3 separate regions of the Homo sapiens genome follow, and all the other regions are linked to region 2. A link is a contact called in ENCODE Hi-C or POLR2A ChIA-PET data. All regions are on one chromosome and are shown on one strand. The core of a region is the stretch at or near the end of the contact, and the rest is flanking DNA. Distances in the headings are between cores, read along the strand shown. Region 1 has its middle 15 kb from the start of RANBP9. Region 2 overlaps MCUR1 (mitochondrial calcium uniporter regulator 1). Region 3 has its middle 51 kb from the start of RNF182.

Evidence for each region. Hi-C counts contacts between places; a loop is a spot of excess contacts on that map. ChIA-PET counts read pairs that join two places held with the same protein, here RNA polymerase II (POLR2A). Pooled maps may share reads with other maps.
Region 1: a map of PC-9 shows a loop between it and region 2 (8-fold over the local background). The contact joins two enhancer-like sites. A Hi-C loop is called at or near these places in 9 of 168 maps with a recorded cell type or tissue (A673, CD4-positive, alpha-beta memory T cell, IMR-90 and 6 more), 5 of 37 single-sample maps with no recorded cell type and 19 of 50 pooled maps. POLR2A ChIA-PET finds 5 or more read pairs at or near these places in 7 of 52 experiments (CD4-positive, alpha-beta T cell, MCF 10A, OCI-LY7 and 3 more).
Region 3: a loop to region 2 is called in a map of PC-3, with 11 times the contacts of the local background. The contact joins two enhancer-like sites. A Hi-C loop is called at or near these places in 23 of 168 maps with a recorded cell type or tissue (A673, B cell, CD4-positive, alpha-beta memory T cell and 18 more), 17 of 37 single-sample maps with no recorded cell type and 32 of 50 pooled maps. POLR2A ChIA-PET finds 5 or more read pairs at or near these places in 4 of 52 experiments (OCI-LY7, WTC11, activated CD8-positive, alpha-beta T cell and 1 more).

The regions. Positions count from the first base shown.
Region 1 is chr6:13,724,335-13,729,315 of GRCh38, forward strand. No RefSeq gene overlaps it. Among named protein-coding and RNA genes, the nearest start is that of RANBP9, 15 kb to the left of the region's middle. Within about 2 kb of position 1,422, at least 7 of the 41 ENCODE cell types and tissues checked have a DNase peak (open chromatin) inside an H3K27ac peak, as active enhancers do; they include PC-3 and PC-9, where a contact is called at or near this core.
Region 2 is chr6:13,791,265-13,795,797 of GRCh38, forward strand. It overlaps MCUR1 (mitochondrial calcium uniporter regulator 1), which reads right to left. Exons shown (of 9, transcript NM_001031713.4): 7 at 2,630-2,683; 8 at 614-728. Among named protein-coding and RNA genes, the nearest start is that of MCUR1, 21 kb to the right of the region's middle. Within about 2 kb of position 3,052, at least 4 of the 41 ENCODE cell types and tissues checked have a DNase peak (open chromatin) inside an H3K27ac peak, as active enhancers do; they include PC-3 and PC-9, where a contact is called at or near this core.
Region 3 is chr6:13,871,900-13,876,385 of GRCh38, forward strand. No RefSeq gene overlaps it. Among named protein-coding and RNA genes, the nearest start is that of RNF182, 51 kb to the right of the region's middle. RefSeq lists an enhancer at 337-919 and a silencer at 2,033-2,172. Within about 2 kb of position 1,717, at least 11 of the 41 ENCODE cell types and tissues checked have a DNase peak (open chromatin) inside an H3K27ac peak, as active enhancers do; they include PC-3 and PC-9, where a contact is called at or near this core.

The DNA.
Region 1 (4,981 bases), core at 172-2,671, 69 kb before region 2:
CACCATGCAGTCATCCCACCTTAAGGCAAGAGTCCAGGGCTTTTAAAGCCTGTATTAACCACTCATTAGCTGCAGACCACATTCCTCCCTGGGGTGGTATAACATCCGAGGGATCTCTGGGCAAGGAGGTGAGGGTGTGGCTATGAGTCACTGGCAACATTCCCTGTGGCCTGAGATGGGTGCATCAGCAGGTGACAGGACATGCTCAGGGCACCAAGAGCATCCAAGGATGCTTTTTTTTTTTTTTTTTTGAGATGGAGTCTCACTCTGTCACCCAGGCTGGAGTGCAGTGGTGCCATCTCAGCTCACTGCAACCTTCGCCTCCCAGATACAGATGATTTTAATGCCTCAGCCTCCTGAGTAGCAGGGATTACAGGCTCCTGCCACCCCACCAGGCTAATTTTTGTATTTTTAGTAGAAACGGGGTCTACCATGTTGGCTAGGCTGGTCTCAAACTTCTGACCTTAGGTGATCCACCTGCCTCGGCCTCCCACAGTGCTGGGATTACAGGTGAGAGCCACTGCACCTGGCCTTCCAGTCACATTTCTAATCACACACCTGATCATTTCAATGACTACATCTGCCTTAAGAGAACTCTCTGAATGTTGGCATTACTGAGCAATGTTGGAATGTCACAAGTCTTGCAAATATGTCCATCAAATAAGTTCACATTTTAATAGGTTTAATCTGGGAAGAGGGTCTTTCATAAAGAGACGATTTTTAGAATACGTGTGTACGTAGGAACACAAGCCCGTAAGTTTGGCTGTTGCCACCATGCTCATTACTGACCTTCATCATGTTTATTTTCATGGTCCATATGCCTTTTTCTACTCTCTGTTGACCATGTGAAAGTCTGTCTGTGTCAGCATGGTTTACCTTAGTTTATAAGGTCCTCATAGGTATAGGTCACAACTATTTACTGTTCTCTATGTTGCATGTTGCACAATTATGGGTTTAACAACTGCTTCTTGTTGATATAGGGATGTAACTCTGCTTTTTTATTATGGCAATGATATTCTATTTGATAATTGCCCAGGCCTTAAACATATGACTAAGGCATCATCCTGAGCAGGACTTGCAAACTCAAATACCTCCATGAGCCAGGTAGATAATGTAAAAGAGTGAACCAGGTCGGGTATAAAACAATAACAGAGTGGAGAGCATAAAGGAATTTCAAATCAAAACGTTCCAAACACTTCACAGGTCAAACAAAACACCTCTGTGGGTCAGATCTGGCCAATGGTTCACCAGTTAGTGGCCTAAAGGCTAGGTCTGAACTCAAAGCCGGAAACTCAGGCCAATTACAGGTGTCCTGGATCTGTCTTAGGTTTGCCAAAAGCTATCATTACTTGTCCCTGCCTACCGTGGGTGATCTGAAATACCAGATTTTTCAGTCATGCTGCCCTGCCTGTAGAACCAGACCTGGAGATTTTGAGATACTTCCTGGCTTGCCAGGGAAATCTGAGTCATAGGTGCCCCATTTACTTAACACAACCACAAAAAAACACCTTCAAAGAGCCTATTTCCTATTGTAGTGCCCTATATCTAGGAGGCACTCCTTAAATACTTCTTGATGACACAAGCAAGCTACTTTCATAATGCTTGATTTCAAGTCTTTATAACCCATCCAGTGGTCTTCATTCTAAGAATTAAGTGTAGGGGCTGGGCACGTTGGCTCACACCTGTAATCCCAGCTCTTTGGGAGGCCGAGGCGGGCAGATCACGAGGTCAGGAGATCAAGACCATCCTGGCTAACACGGTGAAACCCCATCTCTACCAAAAATACAAAAAATTAGCCGGGCGTGATGGCGGGCACCTGTAATCCCAGCTACTCGGGAGGCTGAGGCAGGAGAATGGCGTGAACCCAGGAGGCGGAGCTTGCAGTGAGCCGAGATCACGCCACTGCACTCCAGCCTGGGAGATAGAGAGAGACTCCGTCTCAAAAAAAAAAAAAAAAAAAAAAGAATTAAGTGTTCACAGTTTAATTATGATGCAAAGATTACATATACTATACCAAGTGTTGACAAGGATGTGCAGAAATCAGAGCCCTGATACGCTCAGACACTGCAGGTGTGAAAACAGTATGGCAGTTCCTCCAAGCTTAAACTTAGATTTCCCATATGACCCAGCAATTCTACTCCTGGGTATATACCCAAAAGAAAGGAAAACATATGTTCACATAAAAACTTGCACACAAATGTTCATAGCAGCATTATTCATAATAGTAAAAAAGTAGAAATAATCCAAATATCCATCAATGGATGAATGGATAAATAAAATGTTGGCCGGGCACAGTGGCTCACATCTGTAATCTCAGCACTTTGGGAGGCCGGATCGCTTGTGTCCAGGAGTTTGAGACCAGCCTGGGCAACATGAAGAAACCCTATCTCTAGAAAAAAATAGAAAAGTTAGCCAGGCGTAATGGTGCGCACCTGTACACCCAGCTACTCGGAAGGCTGAGGTGGAAGGATCTCTGGAGCCCGTGAGGTCGAGGCTGCAGTGGGCTGTGATCATGCCACTGCTCTCCAGCTTGGGTGACAGAGCGAGACCCTGTCTCAAGAATTTTTTAATTAAATTCAATTAAACATTTAAAAATAAAATGTTGTCTATTCATAGAGTGGAACATTATTCAGCAGTATAAAGGAATGGAGTTCTGGTTCTGATGAATGTTACAACACAGATGAACCTTCATAATATTATGCTAATTGAAGGGTGCCAATCACAAAAGACCACATATTTTATGTTTCCTTTTATATGCAATGTTCAGGATAGGCAAATCCATAGACACAGAAAGTAGATTAGTGGTTGTCAGGAGTTGGGGGGAAGAGAGAGTGAGGAGTGACTGCTAGTGGGTAGAAAATTTATTTTGGGGGTGGTGAAATGTTCTAAAAGGTATGATGGTGATGGTTGCACAACTTTGTGAATATACTAAAAACTGCTGAATTGTACATATTAAATGGATAAATTATGTGGTATGTGAATTATATCTCAATAAAGCTCTTATTTTAAAAAAGGTTACATGTGCTATGAAGGTTTTTGTCATAAGCACCAAATACTGTGTACATGAATTTACTGCCATGTAACTTTCAGTGCTTTTCTTACTCCTGGCACATAGTAGGCCATCAATAGATGTTTGTTGAAGGAATGGTGAATGGTTTCTAAGAAGCTAGAATATTCAGTGAATTGGGCTGGAGGATTCTGATTTAAATTTCTGGAGGCTATCCTGAAAATCCATGGATTTTCTTTCCTACAAGAAAGAAACTAGCATGAAGCTTGGCATATGGCATGCTCTCAATAAATAGCAGTTCCTTCCCTCTTTTTTCAAAACAGTTCTAAAATGTATTATTCTACTTTCTTAGTATCAACCTTTTCAGCTTTATAATGAATTATCAATGGAAATAGGAGTAGAAATTTTAAAAGACCAATCTTATTTGTGTCCAGTAGTGGGAGTCACACTCAGCTAAGAAATGGTTTTTTGATGTTAAAATTTGAATAAACGGGCTAGTACAGTGGTTCTCAGTGCATCAGAATCACCTGAAGAATTGATCTGGGGTGGGGCTCAAGAAGCTGCATTTCCAACAAGTTCTAAGGGAGACCAGCATTTCTTCCTTTTAAAAAAATTTTTTTAATTTTTGAAACAATCACAAAATTACAGGGAAATCAGAGATACAATTCAAAGAACTATTTCTACTGAGCCATTTGAGAGCAAATTGCTGACATCACCTGTGTGGAATTTCTACAAACAAGATATTCTACATAACCGAAATATAACCATCAGAATCAGGAAAGAAACACTGATGCGTTAGTACTATCTAATCTTCACATCCCATTCAAATTTTACCAGTTGCCCCAATAACATTGTTTACAGCTAATGATCCAGTTCAAACCATGCATTGCAGTTACTTGTCATATGTCTCTAGCCATGAAACACTTCCTCAGTAACTCCTTGACTTTCCTGACCCTGACACTTTTGAAGATTACAGGCCAGTTATTTTTTAGCGTCCCTTAATTTGGGCTTCTCTATTTCCTCAAGTGTAGATTCAGGTTATGAATCTTGGGAGGCATATCATAGAAATGCCTCTGTGTTCTTCTCAGTGTATCAGGTGCCACACAATAGTAATGTGTTGCATTTCTGATGATGCTAACTTTTATCATTTAATAAAGGTGCTGTCAGTCTTCTCCACTATAAAGTTATTCTTTTCCTCTTTGCAATTAATAAATATTTTGTGGAGAGATGCTGTGAAATAATCCAAATATCCCATTCTTCATCAAACTTTCATTTATTTATTTATAGCTCTATGGATGTGATTTCCAATTTTATTCAATAGGGTTAGAATTCATCATTATTATTTATTTTGATATTCAGATTGTCCCTCAGTAGGCTAGTTGGAGCCCCTCTACCTGTCTTCTATGCCTTTTGACTTGTCCCCAACACTTTCTGAGCACTTCCTGACTTTCAGGCACAACAAGATGTTCCAGACTCATCTCGCACTTTCCATGCTACAGCCCTGGAATCAGCCATTTCTCCAAGGAGCCATAATTCCTTTTAATTGCAAATGGTGTTTGAGGCCAAAATCTAGGTGCTCAGTGTGCTTATTGATATCGGAGTGTTGTTCCTCTAGGCCTTTTCAGCGAGAGCTAAGTAATATACATACATACGTATGTTAGGCATTGATTGCTGTATAACAAATTACCACAAATTTAGCATCTTAAAACAACACACATTCATTACCTCACAGTTTTGTGGCTCAGGAGTCCTGGCATGGCTTAGTGGAATCCTCTGCTTTAAATTCTCACAAAATGTCAACTGAGGCTATGGTTTTATCTCAGGGTTCATCTGAGGAAAGACACGCTTTCAAGCTCATGTGGTAGCAAGATTCAGGTCTTTCTGGGTGTGCTGAACTGAGGGCCTCAGGCTTTTACTGGCTATTGGCTGAAGGCTACCCTCAGTTCCTTGCCATGTGGGCCTCTCCCTAGGGCG
Region 2 (4,533 bases), core at 1,802-4,301:
AAAGTTTCGAATAGCAAAAATTCTGTGGTCACAAGGTCTATGTATATGCACTATAGAGACAGGAAGACACAATTTAATATAAAGAACAACATTTCACTGTTAAATAATGCTGTAACCTTAAAATATTTAATTAATCCAAGACGTTAAATCTGACTTGAAATAATGGTTAATTTGGGTGGGGGGTGGTACATGAATGTTCATTCTCTCTTTTGGATCAAAAATCGCGAAAGTAAAATAACTCCTTAAAAGGAGTTTAAGCAATTGAAGCAGAAAGATTACAACTGAAACACCTTCCATTTTATCCATAAAATATTTCCTGTCTTGAATCTCATTAAAATCCCTAATAACTATAGTTCAATTATAGTATCTTATCAAATTTCCAATTCTATCAATTATAACGTACACAATTACTTTATTTACTACTAAGAAAGAAAAAGTGCCAATTAAACTATGATACTTCATCTACTGGAAATTGTAAGATGCTTTCCAATTTCAGAGATGTTAAAATATTTCAGAAAGTGTTGGAATCAATGAAATGCAGTATCTGTCAACGACTTATTTTATAAATTTATTTTCTTTTCAGGTTGATTTAAATAGATACAAAATAGCTTACCTGCTAAATATTTAATATTATCAAGCTTGTGTGACTCAAGCATGGTTTTGAGGCCAGCAACCTCAGTTTCGATCTTCCTGTCTGTCTGGGTAAGGGCCCGATCTTGCTGGGCATGCTTTTAAAATGAAGAGAGTCACAGCGTTAGACCACAGCACGTCCCCTCTGCTCACCATCCTATAGCTCCTTCCCAACGGGGTGCAGTCACAGGGAAACCTGGGTAAGACTATGGAGGCCTGGGCTTTAGTCTCAGTTCTAAAACCCTAATTCTACGCTGCATTGGTCAGGACCCTTAACCTCTCTAGGCCTTAGTTTTCTTCTATTTGAAAAAATGAAAACAGAACAAAACGAAACAACCAAGCCAGTGGCCCTGCCTTTACCTGGACTGTTTAGAGAATCAAATGCGATAATCTATGTGAAAAAGCATTTGTAAGCTCTAGGTTGCTATACAAATGATGTGGTATTATGAGGCCAGTCTGTTCTCAAAGGCAACGGCTACGTCTCATCCTTCTAAATCCTCCTTAGTCAAAGATAGACAGTAAACTCAAAAATGTTTTCAAGAAATGGAGTCTTAGATAATGTGAAAGCGGCAGTGCTTGTCTTGAGCTATTTCTAGTCATATTTTTAAAAAACTTTCTTCTTTCATGTTCAAATATCAAGTGTTTCATTACTATGAGGCTTGGCTACCCACGGCCAATTTGTGTCCTTCCCCAAATACAATACAGTTAAACTGGACACATAATCAACCCTCAAAAAGGCAGTGGGTTTGGCCGACGCTATAGGGGGTTGTAGAACTGCATTAAAGCATAAAAACCATGGGAATCCTTCACTAAAACTCCTACAGCAACTAAATCTTTCCCTATGGCTACCAATTCAGGCAGAGAAAAAAAGAAATAAATGCCTGGATGCGTAAAAAAGTATTCCAGAGAAATATCCCAGGATTCTGGAATTCTCTCATGAAAGCCTCTTGGGGGTTTCAGAGGTCCCAGGTTCCATACAGTATGGAAAAGGAGAAATGTATGCTATAAATTAAAAATAGAATAAGACTTCTCCATTCCTCACTATTCTTCAATTACTGAGATTTAAACTTTCTTAATAAAACTTCCGTTAAGAAAAACAAACTCTCAAGTAGGGCATGGTGGTGTGAGCCTGTGGTCCCAGCTACTCTACAGGCTGAGGTGAAGGAGGGTGCAGTGAGCTGAGATTGAGCCACTGCACTCCAGCCTGGGTGACAGAGCGAGACCCCACCTCAAAAAAAAAAAAAAAAAAAAAGAAAGAAGAAAAGGAAACTTTCATTAAGAAAGTTTAAATCTTTCATAGGATAACTATCTTCCATTACGATAACCAAACACTTTGTGAAGTGCAAAAAATCCTGTGACACTCCACTTCTGCATATATACCCAAAAGAACTGAAAGCAGGGATCCCAACAGACATCTGTGCACCCATGCCCACAGCAGCACTATTCACAAAGGCCAACGGGTGGAAGCAACACAAGTGCCCTTGACAGACGAATAAAGAAAATGTGGCATATACATATAATGGAATACTAATCAGCCTTAAAAAGGAAGAAAGTCCTGTCATTTCAACAACATGGATGAACCTTCAGGACACTGTGTTAAGTGAAATAAGCCAGCCACAAAAAGACAAATGCTATGATTCTATTTATATGAGGTATGTAGAATAGTCAAATCCATAGACAGTAGAATGGAGGTCACCAGAGGCTGGAAAAGGGAATGTATAAAGGGTGCAGAGTTTCAATTTTGCAAAATAAAGAGTTCTGTGATAGCCAGTGGCGATGGTTGCCCCAAAATGTGAATGTACTTTAAATGTACTGAACTGTACACTTAAAAAATGGTTAAGATCCTAATTTTTATGTTGTGTGTATTTTAGCACAATGTAAAAAATTCCCATGACAGTAAACCTGCATGTAACTTCCTATTATCATTACAAACAACCATGCATGGAACGAAGCAAAGATGAGTACAAAGACAAAGAAAAATCACAGTCTTGTTTCTTACCAATGCCACTATTTCTGTTCTCAATTCCAGCAGCTTCTTTTCGTTCAATGAATACTGAAATAAACACGTAACATGGGTCAGATTCTGATCTACTCCTCTCTCTTCTCCTTCTCTGGTGCCTTAAATATTCTGGTCTCAGTACCTCCTAGAATACGTAACACCAGAAAGTCACCTCTGGGATTAAGTAGCCTACCTGCTTCTTTATATGTGTTACTTGAGGTTTCTTTTTTTTTTTTTTCCATAGAGATGGGGCTTTGCCATGTTGCCCAGGCTGGTCTCAAACTTCTGAGCTCGAGCAATCTGCCCACCTCGGCCTCCCAAGGTGCTGGGATTACAAGCATGACCTGCCGTGCTGGCTAAAGTTTCTTATTTATACTTACTCATTCCTCTAATATCTGGATTTCCTTAGTCATCTGTCACTTCTCCCTGCATATTTCCTGTGATGTCTTTAGGTCCCTCCCACTATTGTAGTAGCACTCCCTGGGGACCAATTTCGAAGGATGCTGAGTCATATGGTTTTTGGTTTTGAGAGGGTTGAAAATGGAGACTCAACTCAATTTAGGAGCTATCCCATCATAACTAGTAGCAAAACACGTCACTACTTGAGTCTCAACAAAAGACAGAAAAGGTATGAAGTTGGGGAACAAATAGCTGCCAAGGATTATTATTCTATGACAAAGACATTGTGTTGTGATTATAAAATACAATGTAAATACATAAATACACTAACTCATCACATGTTGGGTTTTTTTTTTTTTGGCTTGGTTTTTTGTTTTGAGATGGAGTCTCACTCTATTCCCAGGCTGGAGTGCAGTGGCTTGATCTGGGGTCCCTGCAACCTCTGCCTCCCAGGTTCAAGCAATTCTCCTGCCTTAGCCTCCTGCACATGTTGGTTTTAATAACAATAAAAAAACCCACTTGGGCGTAGCCATAATCCAGCGTTACTAAAGGAACTAATTCTACCCAGAGTTAAAGTATCTCGCCTTTTGGCTATTAATGTCAGTGAAAAGATTTAGTGCAGTTTTGTAGACAGTAAGATTGAAATCAGACTTATCTCCTTAGTAGTGGGCAACAAGATTTAATTGAGCATATGACAATCAGTAATTTGAATGACGACTTTTAAGAACTACATTAACCTTGTTATAGAAAGAAAAAGTTAATCCTTTGAAGTATATAGAAACTTCCTAGCTATAAAATATTCTCCTGGGACTACTGGGAGCTTAGAAGTAGAAAAAAAAAAAAGAAAAAAAAGAGAAAGAGAAACAAAAACAAAAACAAAAAACCCCAAAACCCTAAGCCAAGGAGTAGGTTGTAAAACCAAGAACAATGCTCTTTAAACCTCAGGGTTTCAGACCAGGAGAGCCCGATGCATCAGATCACCACTAGAGGGCGGCGTGGAACAAGATTTTGTGCACCACTAAACCTCAGTCTTCATTAACTCAACATTGACTCACCCACAAAAGAAGAGCCTAAATATTGACGCTGTCATGGTTTTAAAAATAACATCTATGTAGCTCTATATCCCCATGCCCCAGAAGTTTATATGCCATACTGCTTTTGGAACTGGCTGTAAATATCATAGTTAATTTGCAATTTAATATTTAACATTATAACTTTACCGAAAGAACGAGAGCCAGAAAACTCATCTTCACCAATGCATGTTACAAACACACTCGCTGTATAATTTACTACTGCCTTGTGCTTCAGAGTAATCCAAGTTTATGATTACCAAGAACAACCTCCCCGCTAGGTTACTAAATGACATAAATTCACTGGCTTGATGGGAGCTAAGCTATGATGCAAAGGCAAAAGGATGATACAGTGGACTTTGAGGACTTGGGGGAAAGGGTAGGAGGTGGGTGAGGGGCAAGACTACACATTGGGTACAGTGTACGCTGCTAGGG
Region 3 (4,486 bases), core at 467-2,966, 79 kb after region 2:
TGGAGCTGCCTGCTAGTCCCGCGCCTCTCAGCCCTTGGGTGGTTGATGGGACTGGGCGCTGTGGAGCAGGGGGCGGCGCTCGTCGGGGAGGCTTGGGCGGCACAGGAGCCCACGGAGAGGGTGGGAGGCTCAGGCATGGCGGGCTGCAAGTCCCGAGCCCTGCCCTGCCGGAAGGCAGCTAAGGCCCAGTGAGAAATCAAGAGCAGCGCCGGTGGGCTGGCACTGCTGGGGGACCCAGTACATCCTCTGCAGCCGCTGGCCTGGGTGCTAAGCTCCTCATTTCCTGGGGCTGGCAGGGCTGGCCGGCTGCTCCCAGTGCGGGGCCCGCCAAGCCCACGCCCACGCGGAACTCTAGCTGGCCCGCAAGCGCCGCGCGCAGCCCCGGTTCCCGCTCGCTCCTCTCCCTCCACACCTCCCTGCAAGCTGAAGGAGCCGGCTCCGGCCTTTGCCAGCCCAGAAAGGGACTCCCAGGGTGCAGTGGTGGGCTGAAGGGCTTACTCAAGTGCCGCCAAAGTGGGAGCCCAGGCAGAGGAGGTGCCGAGAGCGAGTGAGGGCTGTGAGGACTGCCAGTACGCTGTCACCTCTCAACAGCATATTCAAGGTGTGGTCTTGGGGTTTCAGGCAGCTCCAGCAGCATTGGCTTTGGCTTTCATTTTTTTTTTTCTTTGCTTCTGCTGAGGGTGATTCCAGGGACTTTTTAACCTCCTGTCTATACTTCTGGTTCAATCTCTTTGCACACAAGGAAGCAATTTCTACTGTACGGGAAAGGTTCATTTCCCCATGACCCCCACATTTTGTTTTTCAAGTGCTCAACAATTGGGAACAAGTTTATTGTCATCCAGGTGAGGCAGTTAAGCGGGAGTGTCACACCAGTATTTGTGAAGGAGAGGGCTTAAATATGGGTAACAGGGGAATGTGATGTGTTTATTCCGGCAACAACCTCAGACATTAAACTTCCTCTTCTGATCCTACACCACTCCTTCCCCATCACCAGTGGTTAGGCAACAGGGTGACTCTCATGGGCTGAACTGTGTTCCCCTTACCACCCACCCAGGTTTATATGTTGAAGACCCAACCCCTGTATCTCAGAATGTCACCATATTTGGAGATAAGGTCTTTACAGAGGTGACTGAGGTAAAATGAGGCCACTAGGGTGGGCCTTAATCCAATATGTGATGTCTAATGGAGAAACCAGGGGTCCTGGGGCACAGAGAAAAGACCATGAGGACATAGCAAGAAAGTGGCCATCTACAAGCCACGGAAGGGAGGTCTTGGGAGAAACCAACCCTGCCAACACTTTGATCTTGGATTTTCAGTCTCTAGAACTGTGAGAGAATCAATTTTTGTTGTTTAAGCCCCTCAGTGTGTTGACTGTTCCGGTGGCCCTAGCAAACTAATACAGTGGCCTTGTGCAGGTGAGACAGTTGAGAAAAAGAGGAAAACTGGTTTTCCCTCTTTTCCGGTGTGTGTGTGTGTGTGTGCGTGTGAGAGAGAGATTAGAGGGCGGGGAGGGGAGAAGAGAGGAAGCAAGCTAACCGGAGAGAGAGCAGGTGAGTTTTCTTTTGCAGAACAGAGTTAATGAAGTGGCAACTCTGCCTTCCCTGTGCCTTTCCTGTGAATCTGGGAATTTCCACCCGTCCCTCCCACGAAGTCCCAGTAGGATCCCTCGGGCCGGGCAGAGCCTGGCCTGCGGTCCTGCTGGCTCTTCGCCAAGCTGCCCGGTACTCGCAGGGTGATGGGCAGGGACTTGGCGGGAGGCAGAGGGACGTCGGAGGGCAGGGCGGGAGTGAGATCGCCTCTGGTTTCTGTGGAGAACTCCTGCACCTGGGTCAGGGTCTCAGCCACGGACAAGGGGCGTGGCTCTGCAGAGCGAAGCAGCAGCTCCACCCGTTCGCAGGGAGGGAGGGGGCGGAGGTGGCCTCACTGCCTGAGGGGGTCCTACCCCTCCCGAGGACGCGACGCAAAAGCCAGTAGACTCACGACGCCCCCCGCATGTCACACGACAAGGCCAGCAGGGCCGCCACCAGAGGGCACCAGCGGCTGGGACCCGCAGGAAAGGGAGGAAGAACAGGTGGCGCCGGTGAGGCGAAGGCGAGGGCACGAGGGGGTGGCCTGCGGCCCGCGCTGCTCCGGGGAGGGGCTTCCACCTGGACAGTGACGGAAGCCAGGGCGACTCAACAGGACACATTTGCACCATTTGCACGGCTGGGTGAAACGACAACCCCTCAGCTGGGCTCAAATTACCTGAAGGGCCTGCATCTACAACAGATTAGCTTTCGGTTTTCCTCCCGGGCTGCTCCTAGGGCACCCAGGGGGAGAGTTCCACAAAGTAAGAGTCATTAAAATTACCAATAAGAAGAGGAAAACTGCTACGTATTTGTTCTGATTGAGCTGAGAATCCTGAATCCCGAGAATCCTGAAATAGAATTGGTTCAGGGACCACCGTCTGACAACTATTGTGTAATCCTCCGTCACACAAACGGAAGTCTTCTTATAGGTGTGCCCTTCACTGTGTCTACAGGCTGGATTTTAGGACTAACACGAGCACCGTGCTGTAGCTTAACACAGAAAATCCCAATGTTAGGACAGAACACTACTAGCCGTAGTACAGAGGGCCACTTCATAATAATAAAACATATTTAGCAGGAAGAGAGAATACTTGCGTGCACTTAATAACAGAGCTTTGTGGTATACCAAGGAAAATGGACAGAACTATTAGGAAAAATAGACAAATCCACTCTCGTAAATATTTTAAACGCACTATATTAGATCATTCTTGCATTGCTGTAAATAAACACCGGAGACTGGGTAATTTATATAGAAAAGAGGTTTAATTGGCTCACAGTTCTGCAGGCCGTACAGCAAGCTTGTCCAACCTGTGGCGTATAGGCCTCATGTGGCCCAGGACAGCTTTGAATGTGGCCCAACACAAATTCATAAACTTCCTTAAAACATTATGAGACTTTTTTGCAATTTTTTTTAAAGCTCATCAGCTATCGTCAGTGTTAGTGTATTGCATGCGTGGCCCAAGACAATTCTTCTTCCAATGTGGCCTATGAAAGCCCAAAGATTGGACACCCCTGCTTTACAGGAAGCATAGTGGCATCTGCTCAGCTTCTGTGGAGCCTCAGGAAATTCACAGTCATGGTAGAAGTTGAAGCCGGGCAGGCATCTCACATGGCAAATGCAGAGGCAAGAGAGGGAGAGCAGGAGGAAGGTGCCACACACTTTCAAAGGACCAGGTCCCGAGTGAACTCAGCATGAGAGCTCATTGATCACCAAGGGGATGGCCCAAGCCATTCATGAGGGATCCATCCCCATGATCCAAATACCTCCCACCAGGCCCCACTTCCAACACTGGGGATGAAAATCAACATAAGATTTGGGTGGGGGGGTGGGGGACGGGCGCGGTGGCTGACGCCTATAATCCTAGCACTTTGGGGGTCTGATTCGGGTGGATCATCAGGTCAGGTGTTCGAGACCAGCCTGGCCAACATGGTGAAACCCCGTCTCTACTAAAAGTACAAATACTAGCTGGGAGTTGTGACACACCTCTGTAGTCCCAGCTACTCAGGAGGCTGAGGCAGAAGAATCGCTTGAACCAAGGAGGCAGAGGTTGCAGTAAGCTGAGATTGGGCCACTGCACTGCACTCCAGCCTGAGCGACAGGGTGAGACTCTGGCTCAAAAAAAAAAAAAAAAGATTTGGGCGGGGACAAGTCTCCAAACTATATCAGACTTTTCTCAATTATTGAAGATCGAAAGATTGTAAATCAATAAGGACATGGGTGATTTCAATACTACTACTAGAACTAATAATACTATAATATATTATAAAACCTTGCATCCAAAAGTTGGAAGATATATGTATTTTTTACCAGTACACCTGGAACATACACAAAAATTGACCATGAATGACCCATAAAACTCATCTCAACAAATTTCAGAGATCACCTATTTTGACTAGAGTGCAATTAAGGTAAAGATCAACAGGAAAAGATAACAATTCTGTGTGTTCGGAAATTAAATAAAATTCTAAATACCCAGTGAATTAAAAGGAGAAAGCATAATGAAAATTCAAAAATATTAAAAATAGAATGGTAATACTACATATCAACATTTAAGTATATAACCAAAGAGGTATTTCATGAGAAATTTTTAGCCTTATAAGGAGAAGCTGAACATTTAGAAAGGAAATAATAGAGAAGTAATGAAACAGAAAATGAAGAAACAATAGTGAGTATCAACAAAGTTAAAAGGTGGCTCATTGAAAAGACAAATTTCTGGCAATGTTAAAGAAAACCTGCAATTAGACATATGGTAATACAATTGCAAACCATCGAAGACAAAAAATGTTAAAAATGTAGTACACAAATAAGAACAAATTATACTGTCAGTAAAGGTATCAAGAGCAAAAATAGAAACCAGAAAAGAAGGAAACAATATTTTTAAAGTGCTGAAGGAAAATAACATCAATGTAGAATTGTA